2 separate regions of the Homo sapiens genome follow, and region 2 is linked to region 1. A link is a contact called in ENCODE Hi-C data. All regions are on one chromosome and are shown on one strand. Each heading gives the region's core, a stretch centred on a gene start or an enhancer-like site at or near the end of the contact. The rest is flanking DNA. Distances are from core to core; before and after follow the strand shown. Region 1 has its middle 11 kb from the start of LINC02975. Region 2 has its middle 15 kb from the start of MIR6855.

Region 1 (4,039 bases), core at 206-2,705:
AGGTGGAGGTTGCAGTAAGCTGAGATCATATCACCGTACTCCAGCCTGGGTGACAAAATGAAACTCTGCCTCAAAAAAAAAAGATACCCTTTTAGGCTGATTTATTATTATTGTTACTATTACTTAACATTTATCACAACCTTTCACCATATTATTAAATCACTTTTTTTTTGAGACAGAGTCTTGCTCCATTGCTCAGGCTGAAGTGCAGTGGTGCAATCTCGGCTCACTGCAACCTCCACCTCCCTGGCTCAGGTGATCCTCCCACCTCCACCTACCAAGTAGCTGGGACTACAGGCGCCTGCCACCATGCCCAACTAATTTTTGTATTTATTTATTTATTTTTGAGATGGAGTTTCGCTCTCGTTGCCCAGGCTGCAGTGCAAATGGCGCGATCTTGGCTCACTGCAATCTCCGCCTCCCAGGTTCAAGTGATTCTCCTGCCTCAGCCTCCCGAGTAGCTGGGATTACAGGCATGCGCCACCACGCCTGGCTAATTTTGTATTTTTAGTAGAGACAGGGTTTCTCCATGTTGGTCAGGTTGGTCTCAAATTTCCAACATCAGGTGATCCGCCCACCTCGGCCTCCCAAATTGCTGGGATTATAGGCATGAGCCACTGCGCCTGGCCTAATTTTTGTATTTTTAGTAGAGATGGGGTCTCACCATGTTGGCCAGGCTGGTCTTGAACTCTTGGCCTCAAGTGTTCCGACTGCCTCAGCCTCCCAAATTGCTGGGATTAGAGCCATGAGCCACCATGCTGGGCCCATATCATGAAACCACTTTTGACAGCATAATTTTAATGGTGGCACAGAGTCCGTTATCATTATTTATTTACCCAGTCCCGTGTGGATATGTAGGTTGCTTCTGACATTTGCGTTTGTATGTCATGCTCCAGTGAACATCCTGGTGATCAACTGGGTGGCCCCATCTGCAGATGCACTTGTGAAACCTACCTTGGTTTCCTGCCTGAGCCTCTCCTGTATCGGTGCTTAAAAGGGTGCCCTAACTCTGCAGAAACTATCAGTAGAAATGAGTGTAGGGGGCCAGGCGCGATGGCTCACGCCTGCAATCTCAGCACTTTGGGAAGCCAAGGTTGGTGGATCACTTGAGGTCAGGAGTTCGAGACCAGCCTGGCCAATATGGTGAAACCCCGCCTCGAATAAAAATACAAAAATTAGCTGGGCTTGATGGCGCGAGCCTGTAATCCCAGCTGCTTGGGAGGCTGAGGCAGGAGAATCACCTGAACCTGGGAGGCAGAGGTTGCAATGAGCTGAGATTGCACCATTGTACTCCAGCCTGGGTAACAGAGTGAGACTCTGTGTCAAAACAAAAAAACAGAAGAGTGTAGGGGGTGAAATGTACGTTCTTGGGCTAAGTTGTGTGAAAAGCCTGGATTTTCCAGATCTGATCTCCTTTTGCCCTGTGCCCCCTTTCCTGCTGATGTCTTGGCAGTGGGGAGAGGAGGGGTGACAAAACCGAAAGTCTCTCTTTTTTTTTTTTTGTAAAGTCGTCTCTTACAGGAAAATATGTGGTCCTTTCAAAGCCCTATCCCTTGTAAGGGTGGTTTCTCTGCACTCGGGGGGGTCTCCCTCCTGTTTCCTTTTGAAGATGGTGTCTGGCTGTGTGGAGAAGCTTGCATGGGCCAGGACAGGAGTCTCTTGCCCTACTTGCCATCACTGGACCTGCTCAGGAGGGGCGGGTCTGGTCTGCCCTGGTCTCCGGGAACCGCATCCACGTTCTCTGAGGCTGACTGGACTTCGCTTTGCCCTGAAAACTTCCAATTCACAGTCAATCTTCTTCCCATATGTTGTTTTTTTCTGTGGCTGCTCTAATAAAGTCCCACAAACCCGGTGGTTGAAAACCACAGAAATGTGTTCTCTCACAGTCCCAGAGGCCAGAAGTCTGAAATCAATGTGTGGGCAGTGCCGTGCCTCCTCTGAAACCTCTAGGGGAAGGTCCTTTCTTGCCTTTCCGGCTTTAGCCCCAGACTTACAAATGCATCTCTCCACTCTCTGCCTCCAATGTCACATGGCATTTTCCTCTTCTTCTAAGAACACCACTCATATTGGATTAGGCCCCACCTAATGACCTCTTCTTAATTATATCTGCAAGGACCTTTATTTCCAAATAAGGTCACATTCACAGGTACTGGGGGTTAGGGCCGCAGCATATCTTTTTTGGGGACACACTTCAACCCATAAGACCATCCCATTCAGTTCCTGGGCTTCCTCCACTCAGCTGCAGGGGTTGGGGGTCTCTGTGAGACTGTCCTCAGCCCCTCTGCCTGGGGACTGGGGACCCTCAGTCATTTCCATCTGCTGCAGCCTGGCCACACTGGGTGCAATGTCAGGCCTAAGGTGAGCCTCGCAGACCCCTTAGGATGCATCCTGGGGACATAGGCACCAGCTCTGATGTCCTCGGATCCCCCAAACCTATCTGAATCTTTCTACTGCCCCCAGACGCCTCACGCCTGACTTTCAGCCTCCCTTCCCCTCCTCCTGCCCTGAAAGGGGCTTCCAGTCCCCGCTGCTGTCTAGCAGGGACTCTCCTTTTGTCACAGTCCCCTTCTTCCCTAGTCAGGGATGCAGATGGTATCCACACGGCTCTTCATGGGACCAAACGCTTCATGGTTTAAGTTTTATGGTAGGGAGATGCTGGGGAGAGAGAAAATGTACTGAATTAGCAACAGGGGAGACACAGCAGGAAACATTTCCACAATTCTATGCCTGTTGAAATGATTTTGATGTTGAGCCCTATTTGCCTTGACCTTTTTTCTTGTTTTTTTTTTGAGATGAAGTCTTGCTCTGTTGCCCAGGCTGGAGTGCAGTGGTGTGATCTCAGTTCACTGCAACCTCCACCTCCCGGGTTCAAGCAATTCTCCTGCCTCAGCCTCCTGAGTAGCTGGGATTACAGGCATGCACCGCCACGTCATGCTAATGTTTGTATTTTTAGTAGAGACTGGGTTTCACCATGTTGGCCAGGCTGTTCTTGAACTCCTGACTTCAGTGATCCGCCCATCTTGGCCTCCCAAAGTGCTGGGATTACAGGGGTGAGCCACTGCGCCTGACCTTGCCTTGACATTTGAAAGGCTAAACAAGGCAAACCCTGGCCTTATTTCCTCCCCCAGCCCAGTTACCCGCTCAGCCAGCCCAGCCATGCTTCCCAGTCAGTCTCCCACTGCTCCTGGCCTCTTCTGGCCCCTTGGCACACGTTCTCATTTTCTGGAACACTCTTCCCCTACCCCCTTCCCTGGGCAACTCCTCCTCATGCTTTGGGTCCCAGCTTGTACAATACTTCATCGGAGAAGTTGCCCCCCATGCCCCAGACACATGACCCCCACCATGGGCTGCGTGTTTTATATTTGTGACCCTCAGCGGACCACAAGCTCCATGAGGGGAGGGGCCATGTCATTTCCTTCACCTCTGCTGTTCCTACTACTGGCACTTGTAGTGAGGTAGGGTGGGACTGGACTCTGGAGGCAGACCTTGGACACTGGACCAAATTGACCTTGGACACTGGACTAGCTAAAGCAAGCCTGGGGTGGAAGCACCTCTTCATAAGGCTGCCCACCAGTGTGCCATGCCAGTTTACCATTGGCATGGCAACACCCAGAAGTGACTGCCCTTTCCATGGCAACAGCCCAATGATCTGGAAGTTACCACCCTTTTCCTAGAAATTTCTACATGAACTGTCCCTTAATTTGCATATAATTAAAAGTGGGTATCACTATGAGTGCAGAATTGGATCTGAGCTGCCACTCTGGGCACACAGCCTGCGGGGGAGCCCTGCTCTGCAGGGAGCAGTTCCTCCGCTGGGCTAGGCATGGCCACTTTAATACAAGCTGTTGTCTAACACCACCAGCTCACCCTTACATACTTTCCTGGGTGAAGCCAAGAACCCTCCTGGGTTAAGCCCCAGTTTTGGGGCTCATCTGCCCCGCATCAGTAGGAACCCACCAAGTGTGGGAAGAGGGAATGGAAGCCAGCGGAAGTGATGCCATCATTTTGTATGATGTTTACTCCGTGAAAGTGCCGACAT
Region 2 (4,177 bases), core at 1,484-3,983, 610 kb after region 1:
AGCGTCCTCAGAAAGCAAGTGGAGGGATGCCCGTCGCTGTTTTCAACTCCTCTTATGTAGGGGTCTTAGCTATAGAAAAGCTACGCTGTGTCTGTCAGGTGGGCTGACAGCCTGACACAGTGGATTGCTCTGTTGATTTAAAGAAAGCCATCCTTGGCATCTTAGTGCATAAGCACATCGAAGCCTCACTGTGGTCATCTTCAAGCATACACTGTTGTGTGGCATCTGAACCTTCTCCATCGTAGGAGTTTGTCCTCGCAGGCGTTACGTAGCTGCTTCCTCAGACGTAAACATCTTAGGTTGTGACTGGCCTGGACTGTGCCTAATTTTTTGTTTTTTGAGATGGAGTCTCGCTATGTTGCTCAGGCTGGGGTGCAGTGGCACGATCTCGGCTCACAGCAACCTCTGCCTCCCAGGTTCAAGCGATTCTCCTGCCTCAGCCTCCCAAGTAGCTGGGATTACAAGCATGTGTCACCACATCTGGATAAGTTTTGTATTTTTAGGAGAGACAAGGTTTCACCATGTTAGCCAGGCTGGTCTCGAACTCCTGACCTCAAGCGATCTGCCTACCTCGGCCTCTCAAAGTGCTGGGATTACAGGTGTGAGCCACCGGGCCCAGCCTCCCTTGCTAGTTTTAGGTGGAGCCGAACTCAAAATGATGTCACCCTGGCTCCCCTAGGCTTCTGCTTCCCTGCCGCTATCAGATACGAGCGTACAGAAACATTTCAGCGTATGCAAGGATAACACGGTGACAAGGAACCAAGATGACACATTGCCAGTTCCATGGAAAGCCTGGGGCCCCTCCGGAGTCGGCCACCTTGCCTGACCCCAGAGGTGGCTCTTTGCATGTGGTTCCCTCATCCCGCCTTTTTTTTTTTTTTTTTTCCTGAAAAAAGCTTCATTTTATTATTATTTTTTGAGACAGAGTCTCACTCTGTTGCCCAGGCTGGAGTGCAGTGGTATAATCTCAACTCACTGCAACCTCTGCCTCCTGGGGTTCAAGCAATTCTCCTGCCTCAGCCTCTGGAGTAGCTGGGTCTACAGGCATGTGCCACGACGCCTGGCTAATTTTATTTTTTATTTTATTTATTTTTAGTAGAGACGGGGTTTCACGGTGTTAGCTAGGATGGTCTCGATCTCATGACCTTGTGATCTGCCTGCCTCAGCCTCCCAAAGTGCTGGGATTACAGGCATGAGCCACCACACCCGGCCAAAACATCATTTTAAAATTGAGCTTTCTGACTGTGCTCCTGCCCTTAACACCTTCCCAGCAACTTTCTGCTCCTTGATGAGGAAGGCACACTTGATCCTGTCGGGAACACGTTCACACAGAAGCACCAGATGCACTGCTGATGGGTTTTTTGTTTGTAGACAGGGTCTCACTGTGTTGCCCAGGCTGGCCTCGAACTCCTAGGCTCAAGTGATCCTTCTGCCTCAGCCTCCCAAAGTGCTGGGATTACAGGCGTGAGCCACCACGCCTGGCCGCTTGCTGACATGTTTTTGCTTTGGGGCAGTCTCATAGGAGCTTTAGGTCTCACAGCACAAACCCCTCGGAGTCAGCCCAGGCCCATGCCATGTGCAGACTTTGGCAGTTTCCCAATCTTGGTATAAAGGTAAACGATTCTCTTCCCAGGGGTTCGGGCCGGCCTAGTGCTGTTAGAGGCTGTATTCTAGGAAAGCCTATGACGGTTTGGGAAACTGGGCCATGCTGAGTGCCTGTAGACAGCGTTCCCGGAAGAGGAAAAAGCAACCTTTGTCTTTATGTGGGAATCTCTAAGCAATATTTTTGGCTTTGTTTACATTTGAAGGTTAGATATGTGTCAATCCACGTGATTGACATTGAACATGGAAAATGAGAATGAAAGTTTTGTCTGGAAGATTTATTTAGGAGGTTTGGAGACAGTTCTTGCACTACAGAAAGGTGGGCTGGAAATAGGTACCAATTTGCCTTAAAACGTTTCTTTTAAAATACCTGGCTTTTAAGGAGTTCAGACTGAGATGCCAAGATCTGAAGTCTGTGCTTGATTACTGAGCAGGGACAGGAAGTGCTCGGTGACTGGGGAGGCGGGGCTCAGGCCTCGCTCCCCACGGTGCCCCACGGTGGCTCCTCCTCCGCGCTAAGCCAGGGCGTGGCTTCAGCAGCGCTTCTTAGAGGAGCCGGAAAGGCGCCCCTGCACCGTGGGGGAGGCTGCAGGAGACCTGCCGCCTGCCTGTGGTTCTGTCGGCCATGGCGCTGCTCACAAACCTGCATCCGAATACATTTGCAAGGCGCAGCCACCCAAAAAGTGTAGTTCCTACCTTTGTTCTGTTTTAAATTCAGTGCAAACATAAATTATCCTGAGGGTCTTAATGCTACCTAATTTTGAGCCCCAGAGAGCCTTGGGGGAAGTGAGCAGAGGTTTCGGAATCACAGCCCCCTCTGGCTCGTCCCTTCTGCAACTTCACCTACACAGAGAGACACCTGCTACCTGGACGGAGCAAGGGTGAGCTGGGCGCAGAAGAAACACACGCCTTTGGGGAAAGCTAGGAGCAGTAGACAGCCTAGGCAATGTATGTTCTGGAAGGGTGTCCCAGGGTTTCTCAGGGTGCAGCCTCCATTCCTTCCTTCGATTTGACCCGGGACCAGCCTAGATGAGGGGGCCTGTGGAGAGCTGGAACTGGAAACAGGTTCTCAAGGGCAGGGCTCGGCACAGCGTGGCAGCCAGGGGCTGTGCGGACTGAAGGGATGCGGCCCTGTCCTAGGCTGAGACGTCCGTCCAGCAGGTGCCGCAGGGAGGAAGGGAGCCTTCCCCATCCCCGACGGGGACAGTGGGTCCGTGTTTCCTCCCACAGCTTTCGGCCCCTTAGCTCTGAGGACAAGGATAGGGTCCTTCCTCTGCTTCTTCTGTACCTTTTGTGGTCCGGAGATGTCCCCGGCGGAGGTCACTATACCATCTGGAGGTCTAACGGGAGGCAGGAGTGCTCAAGTCAAGGCCGAATGGGCACTCAGTGGGACCCTGGAGAAGCAGCTGACACACCAAGGGGCTGCCACGTGCCTGCTGGCAGCCTTCACACGCTCATCCCGGGTCTCAGAGGGCGCTGGCAACACAGATCCCTGCCTCCCCTATCGGGAAAGCGTTTTAGGACCAGGGAAAAGGAGGCCTCCCCCAGGCGAGTGCGCAGAGCCAGGGAACCCGTCTGGATGGTGGCTCTTTCCCACCATCCTTCTCTGGCAGCAGCAGTTCAAAGTGGAGCTTCCAGGCTGTCCCATACATTTCACGATTTCTGAGTCTTTCGCTTCAATTTAAAAAAAGCTGGGGGCACGACCGAATCCTGCCTCTGTCCACCGCCATCTCGTTCCTCATCGCAGGGGGCCCTTCTTGCTCCCTCCACTGCTGCGCTCTGCCGTCTGCTCCCGCCAGGGGTCCCCACCACCTCTGCGGACGGAGGAGCCGCCTCCCAGGCCCGGGCGTGCCCAGGGCGGGTGGAGGGCGTGGGGCGGGCCGGTATTTCCTGACCCGCTGGAGGAGCCGGCCCCACAGGCTTGTGGCCTCCCCGGAGCCGGTGAGTCAGGAACTTCCTACTTCAAGAGGCTTCCCCAGTGCAGCAGAAAACAAACTAGTCGCCCCCAATGCTCCCGACCTCTGTGATGTCCACACCCGCGGAAATGGGGGCCCCAAACCAGCAGGCTCTGTTCTAGGCTTCTCAGCGCTGGTGCGGCTCTTGGAGAAGGCTCGGCAGGGGCGGGTGGGGCATGGGGGGGTTCACAGGTGGAGACAGCCCGTCTCCGCCCCACAGACGGCTGGGCGCAGTCCCGAAATATTCTTCCCAAGTGGACTTTTTTGCTGACAACCTAGAGGAGAGGGTTTCGGGTAGGATAACAGTAGATCCACCTTGTTCCCTTGTGCCACACTGTGTCACACTGGGAACCAGCAATTCTCAATGGTGCCTTGAAGCCAACTGCACGCACTTGTGGTTAGAGGTTACCAATGGCCCCATATTGGTGCCCTCACCTCCTGCCCTCCGCAAGTGAGGATGCTTGGCATCAGCAGAGCTGCCAGGTCTGCACTTGGTGTAGCTGCGAATATGTCATTTCCTGGACAACTGTTTTCCTAAAACAGTGCTAAAAAAAAAAAAAAAAAAACCCTTGGGACACAGAGAAGTGTGGGCACAAACCAATCCTATCTTCCCCCAAAAG

The links. A loop is a pair of places that touch in the nucleus more often than their neighbours do. Pooled maps may share reads with other maps.
Region 2: a loop to region 1 is called in a map with no recorded cell type, with 5 times the contacts of the local background. The contact joins two enhancer-like sites. A Hi-C loop is called at or near these places in 3 of 37 single-sample maps with no recorded cell type and 4 of 50 pooled maps.

What each region holds. Positions count from the first base shown.
Region 1 is chr9:129,269,428-129,273,466 of GRCh38, forward strand. No RefSeq gene overlaps it. Among named protein-coding and RNA genes, the nearest start is that of LINC02975, 11 kb to the right of the region's middle. Within about 2 kb of position 1,456, at least 6 of the 41 ENCODE cell types and tissues checked have a DNase peak (open chromatin) inside an H3K27ac peak, as active enhancers do.
Region 2 is chr9:129,882,463-129,886,639 of GRCh38, forward strand. No RefSeq gene overlaps it. Among named protein-coding and RNA genes, the nearest start is that of MIR6855, 15 kb to the left of the region's middle. RefSeq lists enhancers at 1,948-2,242, 2,234-2,543, 2,342-3,023, 3,074-3,123 and a silencer at 3,314-3,563. Within about 2 kb of position 2,734, at least 36 of the 41 ENCODE cell types and tissues checked have a DNase peak (open chromatin) inside an H3K27ac peak, as active enhancers do.